2 separate regions of the Mus musculus genome follow, and region 2 is linked to region 1. Evidence: chromatin loops called from intact Hi-C (ENCODE). Cell type or tissue: left cerebral cortex. All regions are shown on one strand. Links, peaks and the distances in the headings refer to the core of each region. The heading gives the core; the rest is flanking DNA.

Region 1 (8,334 bases), core at 262-8,261:
ACCTACAGCCTGGAAAGCGTAGCCAACCTATAACAGCAAAACGAACTTCAAGCTAACAATGGCTTTAACTAGCCGCAACTGGCTGAAATGGCTACCTACACTATAAAGGTTAGATCAATGTCAAGGTCATATCCTGGGACTCTCTAGAACAAGAGTTTATTTTTGTCTGCATATATACACAGTCTGGCTGAGCATCACAGCAGCCTTTAAAATGGTCTCAATCCCCACTTTACAGAAACAGACTCAGAGACACTCAGTAGCCAAGATCAAATAGTCAGCAAATAAGAAGATGAAAGCCCTCAGTGTGTCTGCTTCTAACTGACTCCACTACATTAAAGACACAGTTAATGTAGAAAGACTGAGAGACAGGAGAACAGCAGAATCGTGGCTGACCCCACCGCTGGTCACCGCTGTTTTGTGTCCTTTCTCTCTCCTTTCCCTCTTCTTGGGTGCTATGGTCATGTCTTCCTGAATTTACTACTTAGTTGACATTTTTTGCCATTAGAGTTGCCATAATGTGTGTGTGTCCCTGTGCATATGGGGACCAGAGGACTGACTCACACTCTCTCTCTCTCTCTCTCTCTCTCTCTCTCACACACACACACACACACACACACACACACACACACACTGGCTGGCGCTCATCAATTATGCTAGGCTAGGCAGAATGGCAAGCTTCAGGTTTGCCTATTTCAGCCTCCCCGATACTGGGACCCCAAGTGCAGCCACCAGACCAAACCTACGGTGGTTAGACTGAGTGATGCCCCACAGGCTCTCCTATTTGAGCACCTGGTTGTCAGGCGTTTGGGGGACACTGTGCTTAACTGGGGGTTAGTGTCGCACATCCTCATCTATGTCCCGTGCACGCTCTCTGCTTCATGCCTGTCGTCACGATGGGGTATCCAGCGTCCTGCTCTGGTGCCTGCTGTCATGCTGTCCCTGCTAATAGGGATTCCTAGCCTGCTGGAACTATAACCCAAAATAACCTCAACTATAAGCTGCTTTGGTGGTGGTATCATAGCAACGTAAAAGTAACTAATACACAATTTTTTACATGGCTCTGGAGATCAAACTCGGGCAAGCGTTTTACCGTCTGAGCCTTCTCCACAACAATCCTTGCAGGACGGTGTAAGGCACGGCATGTAAACTAAGCACACGGCAGCCTGATTTTACTCAAGTCCGTGTTTCCCGTAGTCCCCTCAGCTCTCATTCCCAACACTTCACTTCAATCTCTGCTGTTGACGCAATCTCAATGGATTTTCCAGCACAATCCCTCCTGGGTACCAAGCCCAGTGCTAAGCTATAAACTGAGGTAAGATAAAGTGACACCTGCTGCTGTCCAGGAGCTCAGACAACCGCCCTTCCCAGCATGCATCCAGCTCTCAACGCTCCGAGACCGAGGCAGGCCAATCTCTGTGCCTGGTCTACAAAGCCAGGCCCAGGACATCCAAGGCTGCACAGGGAAACCCTGTCTCAAAGAAACTAAAACTAATAAAGAAAAAGAAGTAAAAATATAAATGTAGCACAAATATCAAAATTAATAAATAAAAGGGTATAGTAAAAGTAAGCTTTCAGCAAGCGAGGGAAGGAAGGTTACAGAATATACATAAGGTTACAACAGGTTACAGAATATACATAAGGTTACAACGTTATAGAAGCCTGGCTCTAGCCAGATGGGAGTGAGGGTTAGGGGGTGGGAGTTAAAGAGAGCATTGCAGCAAAGGAGAAACTAGTTAAATGAGTTTTCCCAAACCCTGAGGTTTGACTTTTAAGGTATCAAGTAGATACAGTAGCGAAATTTGTTGACCTGCATTGTACTGGCCAAATGTTTTGCTTTAAAATGTATCTTCAAGAACAATATTCTTATAACTTTCTGTCCTTACCTTCACACACACCCTACCTACTGTTTCTCTCTGCTTCCACCCCAGTACCCAAGTACTACAGATCTTTGAATACTCAACCAAATGTATACATAGATTTTCACATACATATGTGTGATATATATACATATGTATATGTGTGTATATATACATACACACACACACACATATATCCTCCTAAATTGTTTCTGTTTTGTTTTGGTAGAGGCTGTTGCTTTTTGCATCCTAGAAACTGACTGAGCTTGCAGTCTCACAGGCTAAGCTAAGCAATCCCCTGTACCCTGAGCTATATCCCAGGTCCCTCTAAGCTTTGAGGAACATATTATATAGTATATAAGAGTATCGTAAGTTCCTACCTTCAACTTTTTATAGCTTCCTTTAACCCCCGCTGGCTTGCAAAGTAGATACTCACTGAATATTTTATTCAAAAGCCTCTGGTGACATAAGAATTACATATTACACTCATATAACTATCTCATAAAAGCTAAATTAAAAACAATTTTTCAGCATTACGACCTACAGATGAAGTGGCAGAGCAGTAATTAAGACCAGGCAATCCTTCAAGCATGAACTGGTTGGACGTTGTGACTAAGAGCAAACAAGGCGTCACAACCTATACCACAAGAAGCCGTGGGTTTATGACAGTTGAAGCCCTGTTACCGAAGCTGCCTGACTTCTAATCGACCTGCCAGCTATCCGATCCTGGCTAAGCTACACAATCACTCGTGTATCAATTCCCTTAGCTACGAAAGGCAAGGGGATATAAATGACCTATCTCTTGGTTGGTGAGGGTACATGAGCTGGAGCAAGCTTAGATCAGGACTTCGATCTCAGTTTAACAGTGGCAACAGGGATGTCACCATCGGGACACTTGGAATAGTTTTTAATCAGACACACAAATGGCAACACCTTCCACTGGCCTGCCCTCTAAATGCAAAGCTCTTTTTTCAGAAAGCATAGACCAGTAGCATAAGGAGTTTAAACAACAGAGTTTAAATCTCCATTTGGGGTTCTCAAATAGTTTTTAATACTGGCTTTTCGATCAGCCACTATAAATGACAACTATGTACTTCGGGCAAGTTATTTTGATTTTCTGCACTTCGGTTTCCGGGTTTGAAAAATCTGATAAAGCTATCTATAACCTAAAAAATGGCCTGAGGACCAACAAGCCAACGTAGCCTCAAACAACAAGCCCACCAGCCCAGTGCCCAGGCCACAGTCAAGTTAACACTTCTTGCTTCTTCCCTCCCCCCGAAGCTCCTCCACCTCCCTGCGCGCCCCATCTCAATGGAATGTCCAGTTAAACTCATATCCCACCTTTATAAAGTTCATGTTGGGTTGAAACAACCAACTACTAAAGGAGCAACTGCTGACATTTGAATGTGTTTCTACTGAGTATGCTCAATAAATGATTTACTCGAGGTCGCATGCTTGGTGAGAGATGGTTCTGAAAGTTATCCGTTTTCGTTAGAGCTAAGCCTTTGTGAGACCCGCTCAGCAGAAAAGCATGGGTTATCTAACCCATACAATACATACAAAACTAACGTTATATCCTAGCTTCCATTCTGCCACGGCGTAAATATGAGGGGTGGGCAAGTCCCAGTAATTTTTCCATTAAAAAAATATATATATATATCTGTAGGGCATCCACGTATACTGCAGAGTAGAGGCATAAAGAAACTCTGAGGCAAAGAATATGTCTCAGAGTATAGAATTACACTGATTCAAAAGTACAGCTGCATTTAAACAGAGACATCAAAGCTCCACAAAGAAACTGAACATCAACCAGGCAGTGGAAGGTGAGAATCATTCGCTAGCACAAATGACTTGCTATGTAAGCAATGAGGCGTCTCATCAAGCACGCTCATTCACAAAAGAAGGCATTAATTCAAAACATCCTTGGGCCGGAAAGAGAAAAAAGTTGAAAGACGTCTGTTCTTATAGTTAAGAATGCATTGCTGAGTAAATCTGTGTAACTGTTAAGTTCAGTTAATATATTCCCCTAGGGCCTTGAGGAGTAGATTCGGAATGCAGTGTCTATTCAAACATGAAAAGTCCTCTGAAAACGCACAGTCCTGGTAAATAAATAACACATGCTAACTGAACAAGGCCCCATAAAACTGGTGAAATATTTAACAGTATCAAATATTTACAACGATGGGCTGCATACCTACTCTGCCTCCTTTTCCTCTCGATTCATTGTTTAGAAACAAAAACTTAAGAACAGTGTAATGAACAGAAACCGGGTCTTTCAAGAGATTTACAATAGAACGGTTTGTTTTAATCCTCTTATCGGCCTCTCCTCCAATTATGCAATCATTCCAGAGCCAAAAGATCACAGGGCTCTTTCCCTTGACACGGGGGACACTGAGAAGTGTCTAAACAGGTAGGCTGGGAACAGGCAACATTTCCTTGAAACTAAAGTGCCTCTGGGGCACCAGCTCTAACTCGGAGGAGAGTGCGCCAGCCAGCCATTACGGATCGATGTTTTAATCCCCAACAACTGGCAACTCTTCGCGTGCTGCAGCGTCCACCCGGCACCATCCTCTCCCCAGCCTCGCTATTCCGCGGGCGGCGGGGGGCGAGCGGCCCACGCAGGGGGAACCGCTGTTCTCCCACTCCCGGGGTCCCGATTCCCGAAGTCAGGCTGGGCCGAGCGCGGCGGGGGAGACCCCGGGAACCGGCGACCCCCGCACATCCCCGGCCAACCGCGCCGCCCGCGACTTAAGCAACTCCGCGACCGAGGCCGCGCGGGCCGCCAGGTGAGCGCCGGAGCCGCCGCCCTTCGGGTCCCCGGGGCTCCGCAGCGGGCGGGCGGACGGGCGGACGGGCGGGCGCGATCCGCGCCCTCCCCGCCGCCTCCTGCACCTGCCCGGCCGCGCTCCGGGCCGGCGGGACAAGGGCGCGAGGCGAGGCGCCGAGGGGGCGGTGCTCACACCGCCCGCCTCTCCCTCCCGCCGCCGCACTCACCTGCCGGATCCGCCGCGGCCGCCGCCCGCGCTCGGCAGCGCTCGCAGAGCCGCAGGGTGCGCGTGCCCAGCTCGGGAGACGCGGAGGACGGCGGCGGACAGACGCCGCTCCACTCCGCCGCGGCTGGCGCTCTCTGCGATGGGAGCCGAGGGAGGGAGAGCCGACTGCGCCTGCGCCGAGCGCCGGGCGGAGAAGCGGCCGCCCCTCCCCCTCCCCCGCCCCCGCCCCGGGAGAGAGGGCGGGACTAGAGGCGGGACCGGGAGGGAGTGGCGAGGGGGACTCGCGCGCTGCGGCGCCCCCTGGCGACAGGAGGGGCTCGGTGCAGGCTAATCCACGCGCGGAGTCCAGGGTCCCTCTACAGCGGTTTCCCTGGGAACCACTCTGGCTGGAAATCCTGTGGCTGCCTTTGGAGGATGTGAACTCTCCTGGGATGGTAAGAGGCTTTGGACTGTGTATTGAGGACAAGCAGAACCGACCTGAAATTCCGCGTCTGTGGATACCTGAAGCTGGAGTAGGAGGTTAGGGGCCCGGGGAGGGGGGGGGGGGGGGGATGGGATGGGCGGGGAGCTGGTAAACCCAGATCCTTCCACTTTCAGTTTCCAAAGACCGTCTCTCATCTTTTACAGGAACTATATCTATTGTTTTGTTTTGTTTTGTTTTGCTTATCAAACTTCCATCCCACATTCGGGCTTCCAAGTTGGAAAACAAAAAACAAAGTACAGACAGAATCAAGCCCTGAAAATCAAACTCAGGGATGGGGGGTGGGAGGGAGCAGTCATCCTCGGTATTTCCGCCAATGTTTGTGATACTCAGAGGCAGGGGCTGCCATTCTGTTGAGTACATCAAGGAGGTGGTAATAAAAAGGAAGCTATGTGTGTGGTCCCTGTGATCAGCCACCTACTGACCTCTGTGACCTTAGGCGAGTTCATCTGCAATATCGCCAATCTTCTCACTGATAATTGGAAATAAGAATGTCTACCTCATCAAGGTTTTGAGAGTTAAGTGGTTTAATATATGTAATTAGTGTACCTCACCACATTCTGTGACACAGTGAGTCATACAGAAACACACATGTGTACACACACACACACCTCTACAAAAAATTCCTACCATCCAAAGACTCAAACAAAAGGAGACAAGTTTACTATTAAGAGAAAACTTTATGGGCTCCCTGTTTTACACATTTTTTTTCTAAAGAGATGTTCACACACACACACTTTTTGTTTTGTCTTGGTTTTCGAGACAGGGTTGGCCTCGAACTCAGAAATCTGCTGCCTCTGCCTCCCAAGTGCTGAGATTAAAGGCATGCACCACCACTGTCCGGCTCACACACACATCTTTTATCATATGGAATTGGTAATTACTTAACCCATGCTCCAGTTTCTTTGTAAACCATTCCCTGATGCTCGCCTGCCTCCCAACCCTAACTCCTTACCTGTGATCCCAGAACACTGTATTTCAGTGGTTCTCAACCTTCCTAACACTGTGACCCTCTAATACAGTTCCTCATAGTGTATACTAACCCCCAACCATAAAATTATTTCCGTTGCTACTTCATAACTGTAATTTGGCTACTGTTATGAACCTTAACATAAATATCTGTGTTTTCTGATGTCTTAGGTGACCCCCTGTGAAAGGGTCATTTGATCCCAGAGGGGTTGCGACCCACAGGTTGAGAACTGCTGCTTTAACTCTTGCAGTGCATATTCCCCATGAATCATAAGTAGACTTTCCTCTCTTTTCTCTTTAGTCTGTGTCTTGAGAACAGGCACTCTGCTTGACAGAGAACTCTGTAAAGGTAGGAAGAGGAGATGGTTGACACACAGGGAGAATGCTCTATTTGGTATATGAACATTTGGAGGATTGGCTCTTCAGTTTATTCAATGTAAGACCCAAAACATCACGGGTCTACAGAAGACAGTAATGCTAATGTGTGTGAATCCCACAGTGACCCACATGTATGTTAACTACAAGATCATCTGTAGTCTTAGAGAGTGGGCTCTAGCACTGTTTGAGAATGGGGAGAGTTACTGTAGAGCCATGACTAGAAATGGCTCCCAGAGGCTCATATATTTGGAGCTTGGTCATTGGGAATTATTTATATTATAATTATTATAATTGGGTCCTTGACAGGGATTAGGAAGTGTGGCCTTGTTGGAGGAAGTGTGTCACTAGGGGTGGACTTTGAGATTTGCTTGGGTGACCTCCACCCAAGCAAGCTTCCAACTTGTGAAAAGGAATTTATAAAAAGCTTAGGGGTTGGCATAGATGCACACACCTCACATCCCAACACCCAGAGAGCAAAGGCTGGTGGATCTCTGAGTTCCAGGCCAGCCTGGTCTACACAGTGAGTTCCAGACCAGCCTGGTCTACAAAGAGCCTAAGCCAGACCCTGTGTCTCTCTCTTCCTGCTGCCTGTGGATCTGGATGTAGATCTCCCAGCCCATTCTCTAGCATCATGTCTGCCTGCATGCCACCAGACTCCCCTCCATGGCAATGATGGACTACATTACTGAACCTGTAGACCGGCCCCAGTTAAATGCTTTCCTTCGTAAGAGTTGCCGTGGACACAGTGTCTCTTCACAGCAATAGAACATTGACTAAGGCAGAAGTTGGTACCAGGAGTGGGGTATTGTTATGACAAGCCGGGTTTCTTGGTGCAATATGGACTTTGGAACTTGGATTGGGGAAAGCAATTGAACATTTTAAGCAGGACTTAATGGGCCATCCTATTAGGTACACGGAAGACAGAACAATGTAGATTATGACCCAGATCAAAAGGTTTCAGAGGAGAAGAATATTAGTAAGTGGCCCAGAGATCATACTTGTGATATTTTGGTGAAGAGTGTGGCTGTTTTCTGCCTTTGTCCAATATACAAATAAATAAATACATACATACATACATACATACATACATACATACATAAATCTGAGGCTAAATTGAAGAGTTTTAGATTAATGGTATTGGCAGAGGAGATTTCAAAACAGCCAAGTATTGATTATGTCAATTATCATATTAGTTATTAGTGGCCAGTCTTAGGCAGATCTATAATGAAAAGAAAATGAGCTATGCAGTTTGAGGGAAAAAAGAGCACCAGGAAGTGCAATGGAGCTAAAGTCCAGGGCTCAAGAAAACAAAAGGTTTAAAGAAAAGCCTGCTGCCAAATGGACTAAAGGGAGTAGTGCCCTCAGAGCAAGACCTCCACCCAAGCAAGCTTCCAACTTGTGAAAAGGAATTTAAAAAAAGCTTAGGGGTTGGCATAGATGCACACACCTCACATCCCAGCACCCAGAGAACAAAGGCTGGTGGATCTCTGAGTTCCAGGCCAGCCTGGTCTACACAGCGAGTTCCAGACCAGCCTGGTCTACAAAGCAAGGTCCAGGACAGCCAGGCTGAAGCAGTGAAGGAAAATGTATTTGACCAAGGGGGCCAGGTTCCAGCCCCAGCAAGCACACAAACTTGGCAGCTTCGGCCACATGGTTC
Region 2 (8,334 bases), core at 1-8,000, 270 kb after region 1:
CTGGCCCTTTATAACTATTCCACGATGAATCAAGAGCTGTGCCTCACCTCTTAGAGGATTGCCGTAGCTTTCGTGTAATTTAAACTGGATCTTCTTCACATATGCTGACATATCCTAAAACACAGAAAAAAATCAGTTCTCCAACGGAACCAGATCTGGCATCCGAGCACAATTTTACACGATGCCCGTTCCTTTGACATTCACGAGTTAGCTGGCCTAGTGAGGCAGCCTAGCTAACCAAGAGGCTAAGGAAAGATGACAAAGCTTGAGAGCAGCCTGGGCAACTCAGCCAGACCCTGCTTCAAACTAAAATGTCTTAAAAGGGGCACGGATACAGCTCAAGACTCAAAGCTTGCTTTCCTCTCCCAAAAATCAAACAAAATAGGCCAGTGCGGTGACACTCCTTAAATCGCAGCACACGGGAGGCAGAAGCAGGAGGATCTTGGTTTTGAGGTCAGCTGGTCTACACAGCTGAACTACAGCCCAGACAGGACTACACAGTGAGAACTTGTCACACACCAACAACCAAAACAAACACGCCACACACACCCCCGAAACCAACCAACCAACCAAAAAAAAAAAAAAAAAAAAAACCCCAACAACAAAAACTCCAAAACAATTTAATACAACAGCAACAAACAGAGCCAAGAACTATGCCTGGGCAGCAGCCAGGGGATAAAGAGGAAGAAAGGCAGTCAGCCAGTGCCAAGTTATTTCCCATCACTTGTTTTGCAAACCCTGGGTTTTTGAGGGGACATGGCTGTTGAGACAGGTCTTATTATGTAGCCCACACTGGCCTGGAACTTGCCATCTTCTTGGCCCAGTGTTGGGCTTATAAGTACGTGTCACCACTATCCGAGGTGCTCAAATTCTGCTTTTATATGCATCAATAAATAACACTCTCAGTTAATTCTGACTTCCATCAGAAGCAACAGCAAGATTTGGGGTATTTTTATAGAAGTATACCTAGAAAACCATATTTATAGCCAATTTTTAGAAACAGTTTCTTTGAGTATGGTGAGGGAGGGATGCACACACGGCTGGCCAGGGGTCCACATCAGGTACCCTGCTCTAGTGCTCTCTACCTTATTTTGGGGGGACAGGGTCTCTCACTGAGCCTGGAGCTCAGCAATCACACATGACCAGGAAGCCTGGGCATCTGCAAGTCTCCATGGTAACAGAATTACAGCCCCCCCCCTTTCTCTCAGGACTTTTTGTTCACATTGCCTGCAGGCACCAACTTCCTCCTCCCCCACCCTTGATAAAGACCGCCCATACATATGTACGCATTCATAAGTGAACACGTTTGTGCAGATGTGTGTACACATGTGTGGGTGTGGGTATGTGCGTACGGCTGCCCCGGGAGGCCAGAAGCACTGGATCCCCGTGAGCTGCCGTACGTGGGTGCTGGGGACCAACTCAGGTCCTCTGCAAGAGTATCACGTGTTTACCTGCCGAGTCACCTCTCCAGCCCCTTATCTTAATTTTATTCAGACGACATTTTTGAAAACCCGATTCATTAATTACATGAAGATGAGGGGCTTCATTTTATTGTTTCTGATGGGGCTAGTGGTGGGAGTCTATAATGGACCCACCTCATACTTGGAAAGTTACTATACACAATTTCAGTTTACTGTCAACTAAACAGACTGCACCGCAAACACTCCTTCCGGGAAAAGCGATGCCCACCTCGTTTCTGTAGGGCTTCACGTACACAGTCCACTGGTGAGTGTGCCCGTCTTCTTCTCTCTTCTTTCCAAAGTACCTGGCAACATTGCCATAAACGATTGGCTTAACGATGGTAACCCCCTAAAAGAAAAGCAAGCTGAAAATCAGTAAATACTTCACCAGCACCTGGATAAACACCATGAGCCGCGGCGACTTGGTTTAGGGAGCCGCAGTCTAACCACGTACGGGCTGACTTAGAACAGGCGTCTCGAGCCAGCGTCACATTCACTAACGTTGGCACAATGCTTCCCACGAGAGGGGCTGGGGAGATGGTTCAGGGGTTGAAGAGCTTGCTGCTCTTGCAGAAGGCTACAGTTTGGTTCCCAGTCCTCACATGAAAAGTGGGTTGTTTGGGGTGTTTGTGTGCACGCTGGGCGCCCTGTGCAGCACATGAGGAGGTCACAGATGACTTGAAGGAATAGATTCTCTTCCTTCCACCTTCCTGAGGCCTGCACTGAGGTCATCAGACTTGGTAAGCCTTTTACCTGCTGAGCTCTGCATGTAAAAGCACCTGAGTACTTGATTAGAGAAGAACAAAATGCCTTCACAAACCTAAAAGCTAGGCTACTGAGTTCAAGTTGCCATTGTGACCGGCTCTGCTGGCTGGGAAAGGCTTTTAGATTAGCCTCTGGCAGTGTTTACCAAAGCACAGCACAAAACCCAAGGTCGGTTTATGAGAGAATTTCAGGGCAAGCATTTTCTGCTGTCATCCTTATTATGCACATACAGTTTGGGTATGGAGTACCCCCTCCCCCAAAAGGCTTATTGCTGGTCCCCAGCTGGCGGCTGAGAGGCGCCTGGACTACAGAAGCACCTTACCAAGGGATTAGCATACTGATCAGCTCACAGCTGAATGGCCTAGGAGATGGGGACAGTGGGAACACACAGGCCACTTGGGTTGGGCCTCTCAAGGGCCTATCTTGTTCCTGCCTCACCCCCACCCCTTCCCCAGCTACTAAGGAGGAAACTCAATTTGAGGACTACAGGCCTAACTTTCTCAAGTTATCCTGAACTACAAACTTCCAGATTTAACTTGTGCAAGTAGAGAAGAGTTTTCCCATGAACCTTTTGCTCTGCAATCACTTCCTACCATCCCCAAGCCTTACCTAAAACCCTGGGCAAATGCACAGCTCTACAAAGCCTCTTATACTAACACAGACTTTTACCTGGTATTTCTTTCTATTGCATTTCAGGGCTTTAGGATTTTCGATGATTTCTCATCTTACATATACTGTTAAGGCAGCTATGGATATATAGACACTATGATTAAGGTAATAAAAATAATATGACACCGATGAGGATTTTAAAATTTTTGTAGACTGATGTGATTTCTTTTAAGGAAAAAAAAAAATCCTTTCTGTGATAAGATCTGTAAGTAGAAGCCCCTTTTAGGGGCACGGGGAGAGCATCCTGAACCGGTACCTTAAAAAATAACCAGCAGGGCTGCCTCAGAGGTTAAGAGCACTGACTGCTCTTCCAGAGATACTGAGTTCAATTCCCAGCAGCCACATGGTGGCTCACAACCATCTGTAATGAGATCTGATGCTCTCTTCTGGTGTGCCTGAAGACAGCTACAGTGTACTCATATACATAAAAATAAATTTTAAAATTAAAAAAAAAAGTAACCAGCAGATGTAGGAAGGTGGGAGGGGGTGGCGAGCTGGAGGGATGGCACACAGGGAAGAGACGACTGCAGCTCAGGCTGGACAGCACACCTACATGGTGACACCTGACAACCGACTCCTGCAAGTCGTTCTCTTACCTCCACCCCTATTAATAATACACATATAGATGGGAGGGAACTGAGTGTCACAACGTCCAGTGTTAAGCAACCTTCACTAAACACGAACGAAGCTAAGCGCTCTTTGCTGACTTTATCAGCACGGGGCTTCGGGAACGACAAGACGGACGAGCCTATCCAGGGTCTGCGACTGATGCCCTAGCCACCCCGGCACCTTTGTGTTTGGCGGTGCGGAGGCGGTGACGAGGACTCGGGGCCCAATGAGCGCCGAGCTTCCGCCCCGCGCGCCGCGCCTGCGCACTGACCTTCACTCTCCCGCCGGAGTCAGGTCCAAATTCCGCCATTCTCTTGAACATATTGTCCCCGGGAAGGAGCCGCGGCGGCCAGGGAGAGAGCTCAGGCCGGCGGGGTAGCCGCTCCCCTCACGAGCCGGAGGAGGGCGGGTCGCCTGGGCTCGGGGAGCCGGACAGCCACCTCCTCCACACGCGCCGCGTCGGGGTCGGCCATTCAGCCCCGAGCTGGGAGAGCCGAGCGGAAGGGCGGGGGAGGGCGGCGGCGCATGCGCAACGGGCTCAGGCAGACAGTGCGCACGCGCGAGGCTGCAGCCTTCCCCGGTAAGAGCCTGATGAGCTGTTGCAGCGGATAAAGAGAGATGGGGATAAATTTTAGGCAGAAGTTAAGGGTAGGGAAGCACCAAAATGGTGAACGTTTGTAGCTTTAGGGTTGAGATAACCCCACACACTTCAAGATGATAGACTCTGGAATCAAAGCTTCTGATTGGGCAGGTCAGATAACTGGGCGTGGGCTTGGTAAAGAATATGCTGCCAAGCCTTGTGACCTGAGTTCGATTTCCAAGGCCAACATGATGGCACTACAGAAATGACTCCACTTCCCGCTCTTCATGGCTCAATCTGTTCTGCTGGCCATGTTCAGTCTGACTTTTCCAGATTCGTCGGGAATCTGTTTTCTCCCTATCTACAGTAAAAACCTCCTAAACCATGCCTAAGAGGGTCATGTTCTTATTTTCACTCACCATTCTTCTCTCTCATACCCTTCCCCAGTTGGAACTCTTCTTTCCAACAAGCCCCCCTCCTACTTTCATGCCCTCTTAGTTCGTGACCTATTGGCTTTAATTGGCGTTTCCTGTCCTACTATGGATGTGGGATTCTTTACCGAAGCAAGAGTAATTTATCAGTGGTACCTTACTAAAGAAAATGGCATCTCTTTCCCAAACAGTCATGAATTTTCAATAGTCCCTCTGGGAAGGGTGAGGCCCCTGGACCCCTCCCGCCATCCATGTTGAAATGTTAACATGCAATCGCAGGTCCTATGCAGATAACCGCAGCTGCAGTAAGTTCATGAGTGCAATGGCCACGTTGTGGCCAGAAGGTGTCGTTTTTGATACATGTCTCTCCATTCTCTGGCTCTTTATACCCTGAAATATTCCCCAATCTTGGAAGGAGTGGTACAACTGTCCCGAATAGTGCTAAGCACACCACCATCTCTTATTCCTGGGCGTTTTGGCTAGTTTTGGGTTTCTGCATTAACCACTGCTCATTGCAATAAACTTCTCTGATGAAGGCTGGGCACAGCACTAATCAATGAGAATAATCAGGAGACCGAGAAGCGAATTTAACAGCATGGTCAATCAATTTTTGCTAATTTTTAAAGAAAAGATTTATTTTATGTATGGGAGTACACTGTAGCTGTCTTCAGACACACCAGAAGAGGTCAGCGGATCCCACTACAGATTGGTTATGAACCACCATGTGGTTGCTGGGAATTGAACTCAGGTCCTCTGGAAAAGCAGCTAGTGCTCTTAACCACTAAGCCCCCAATTTTTGCTAATCTTTAATAAAAGTATTTTTTTTCACTGTATTATCTATTGAGAGAGAGAAAGAGAGAGAGAGAGAATGAATGTGGGTCCTAGAGATCTGGTTAAAGTCATCAGGCTTGATAACAAGTACCTTTACTTTTGCCAGCCCCTGTTTTTGATAATCTTGGCTGTTTCTATAGTCATCCCGTATTTTGAGGTTGTCCTGGCAGCTCTTGAGTATGTCCTAACTCTGTTTCTTAATTGATATCTAAATGTCATTCCCCTTCCTTGATCACCTGATATAAGCTTAGAGCTTCTAAGGGAGACATTCCCTCCAGGAAGGAGACAGGAGGTTCCTGAGACTTGGAAAGTAAACAACTCACAGGCTCAAGAAGTTCTGAAGCTAACAAGATACACGAGCCGCCACCCCACCCCCCCAAGGTTAAAGAAGCAGGAAGGGATGATTGGGGGAAGGGAGGAGACAGAAGTCTAGGACAGAGCCTGTGCTCATCCTGTGGAGTTGACTGGGGGAGACTCTGTCCTACTGAGCTGCTTGAGAGCCACCCAGCAAGCTCAGGGTTGTCGGATGTCCAGTCACCACCCACTGGGGCCTGGGCTTTTCAGTGATGCAGTTGCCTTTGAGGTAACCCTGTTCCTGTGAGGGGCCCCTCACCCATACTCTCATGAGTAACCACAGTAGTTTCACCGGTTTGCCAAGATGGACTCTGGTCCAGTTGATGCTTTGGTCTTTTCTTGCTTCCCTCCTCGGGAAAGGCCATGTGACATTTCTTATGGCTGGTCTCTGCTCTACATTTACACAGCCCTGAGGTATGACCTAGTCTTCTTCAAGCTGTTGTCCTGGAATCATGGGAGAGTGAAGAATAAGAAAAACGTGTTGTAATGAGAGTCTACCACGTTCCACTCATTATTCTAGGTGTCTGGGATGTGGAAAGGAACAACAGAGAAGAAATCTTCCAGGTATGATGGTAACCACTCATAACCCCAGCACTCAAAAGGCAGAGGTCAGAAGTGTTCAGGGCTAGCCTGAGCTAAATAGGAAGTGCCAAGCTGGGCATGGTGGACTAGGACTGTATCCTCAACACTCAACAGGCTGAGGCAGGAGGTTTGCTGAGAGTTCAAAGACCAGACTAGGTTATGGAGTGGGCTCAAAACAACTAAACGATAAAAAGTTTTAGCCAGCCTGAGCATCACAGGGAGACCCTTTCTCAAAAAGGAAAGATGCACAGTGAACCAACCAACCATGAGCCCTCCTTCCTCTCAGGACAGAGGTTTGGCATAGTGCCGTGCTTCTCAGCCTTCCTAATGTGGCAGCCTCTTAACAGCCCCTCATGCTGTGGTGACCCCAACCATGACGTTATTTTCGTTGCAATTTCATAACTAATTTTACTACCATTATGTATAGTAATATGAACACATTTGAAATGCAGAATATCTGACATATAACCCCTGTGAAAGGGTCATTGGGCCTCCAGGTTGAGAATCCCTGGCATAGTGCCTCAGAGAAGGGACATAGGTAATGGAGGAAAATGCAGCCCCCTACCCACCGAGACGGAGGAGCCTGAGGGCAGGGTATCTATTATACAGCAGGGTCATGTTGGGATATCGATTATGGCACATTGATAATTGAGAAGAAACTTAAGTGATGGAAAAGGAAAAAAATTAGAATGAATTCTGTGATGGAGGTATTGGTATAGATGTATTTTCAATTCAAAAGACTTGGGGATAAGTGTAGTGCAAATGTCTGTATCCTCTAGGTTTCCCCACCAATAGGGCGTGGAAGTAATGACATCTGAGTCCCAGGTATTTTTTTTCCATTTATCTTGGGGTACGAGTGGGGAGCATGCCATGGTGTGTGTGTGTGTGTGTGTGTCCTCGGAGCCTCCCCCACCCCAAGAACTTATTTTTAAAACATCATTATTTATTATAAGAAACCAGGACTCCTTGGAGAAATGGCTATTCCCGATCTAAAGCAGGAAAAGAACGAGATGAGTCAAACAGCCAGAAATGCAAGAAGTGCTCAGAGAAAGAGGCGCTCATAGCAAAAATTCCAGGGAAGGCAGTTTCCAGGGTCTCACTGAACAAACCCCGGATGATGTGGCGCTGTCAAACGATCGTCATGGTTACAATTTGTAATTGAATAAAATAAAAGGTGTGGTCCACACTACTGTAATAAATAAATAAATACATTCATAAATAAATGCATAGATCAAATTTTTGAAGAGCAATAGTTTTTAAGTGTCTCCACTACAAAACACTGTACAGTGGAGATGGTTTGCAGACATCATCTTAACAAGGGTTCCCAGTGAACACTTCTTCTTTTTCACTAGCCAGAAACATTTTGAGTTCTGAGAGTGACACTTGGGTCTTTGAAAGTCTGCCTATGTAATAGTAATGAAAATAGCTCCCCCTTGAAAGCCTGAAAGCATGCCATGGATCTGTGCCCCGCGGATCAGACAATCCTCTCTGCACAATGTGCCTTCTGAATTGCTATCTTGCAGCAGATTGGGAGGGGAGGAGGTGGCACGGAGTGAAAAGGGCATCATGGGAATTTCACTTTTCACTTTAGACTTCGCTTTTTTCTGTTGTGCTGAGAAAATAACATCAAGAAATGATTTTCAACCAGGCAGTGGTGGCACATGCCTTTAATCCCAGCACCTGGGAGGCAGAGTTAGGCAGATTTCTTGAGTTCAAGGTCAGCCTGGTCAACAGAGTGAGTTCCATGACAGCCAGGACTACACAGAGAAACCCTGTCTCGAAAAACCAAAAAAGAAAGAAAGAAAGATAAAAAGATGATTTTCCCAAGGTTCTGTCTGTGGCTGGTGGAGGAAGGCTTCTCTTGGTTTTATGCATTGGGCATATACAGGGTACAGAGTTTCCCAAATCCTGAAACCACTGGGGGGGGGGTGTCCCAGAATTACTAACCAATGTGATGGAAACACCTCTTTTCACTTGACTATAAATTAATACATACCTAGTATTTATTTTTCACTTAGGAAGTCTACCACTGAAAACATTTATCTCCCAAAGC

The links. A loop is a pair of places that touch in the nucleus more often than their neighbours do. Peaks named below come from ENCODE experiments on the same cell type or tissue, not always from the same donor. Only the 100,000 strongest peaks of a DNase experiment are listed, where the experiment ranks them.
Region 2: a loop joins it to region 1, with 2.2 times the contacts of the local background. A loop is called at or near these places in 9 of 42 quality-filtered maps.

Annotation. Positions count from the first base shown.
Region 1 is chr10:116,945,410-116,953,743 of GRCm38, forward strand. Rab3ip (RAB3A interacting protein) reads right to left here and starts at 5,044. Exons shown (of 11, transcript NM_001359645.1): 1 at 4,851-5,044. 4933412E12Rik (RIKEN cDNA 4933412E12 gene) reads left to right here and starts at 5,153. Exons shown (of 3, transcript NR_038026.1): 1 at 5,153-5,283. It overlaps Gm40768 (a long non-coding RNA gene), which reads right to left. Exons shown (of 3, transcript XR_872055.2): 3 at 8,245-8,334. In left cerebral cortex, for the core only: a CTCF peak has its summit at 5,157 (motif pointing left); DNase peaks (open chromatin) are centred at 3,801, 4,451 and 5,090; H3K4me3 peaks cover 2,104 bases; H3K27ac peaks cover 430 bases.
Region 2 is chr10:117,220,485-117,228,818 of GRCm38, forward strand. Yeats4 (YEATS domain containing 4) reads right to left here and starts at 4,023. Exons shown (of 7, transcript NM_026570.4): 1 at 3,775-4,023; 2 at 1,690-1,809; 3 at 48-114. The coding sequence starts at 3,825. Gm31963 (a long non-coding RNA gene) reads left to right here and starts at 4,002. Exons shown (of 4, transcript XR_872061.2): 1 at 4,002-4,083; 2 at 6,107-6,263. In left cerebral cortex, for the core only: CTCF peaks have their summits at 3,253, 4,852 (motif pointing right) and 5,052; DNase peaks (open chromatin) are centred at 3,796, 3,996 and 4,742; H3K4me3 peaks cover 1,863 bases; H3K27ac peaks cover 1,191 bases.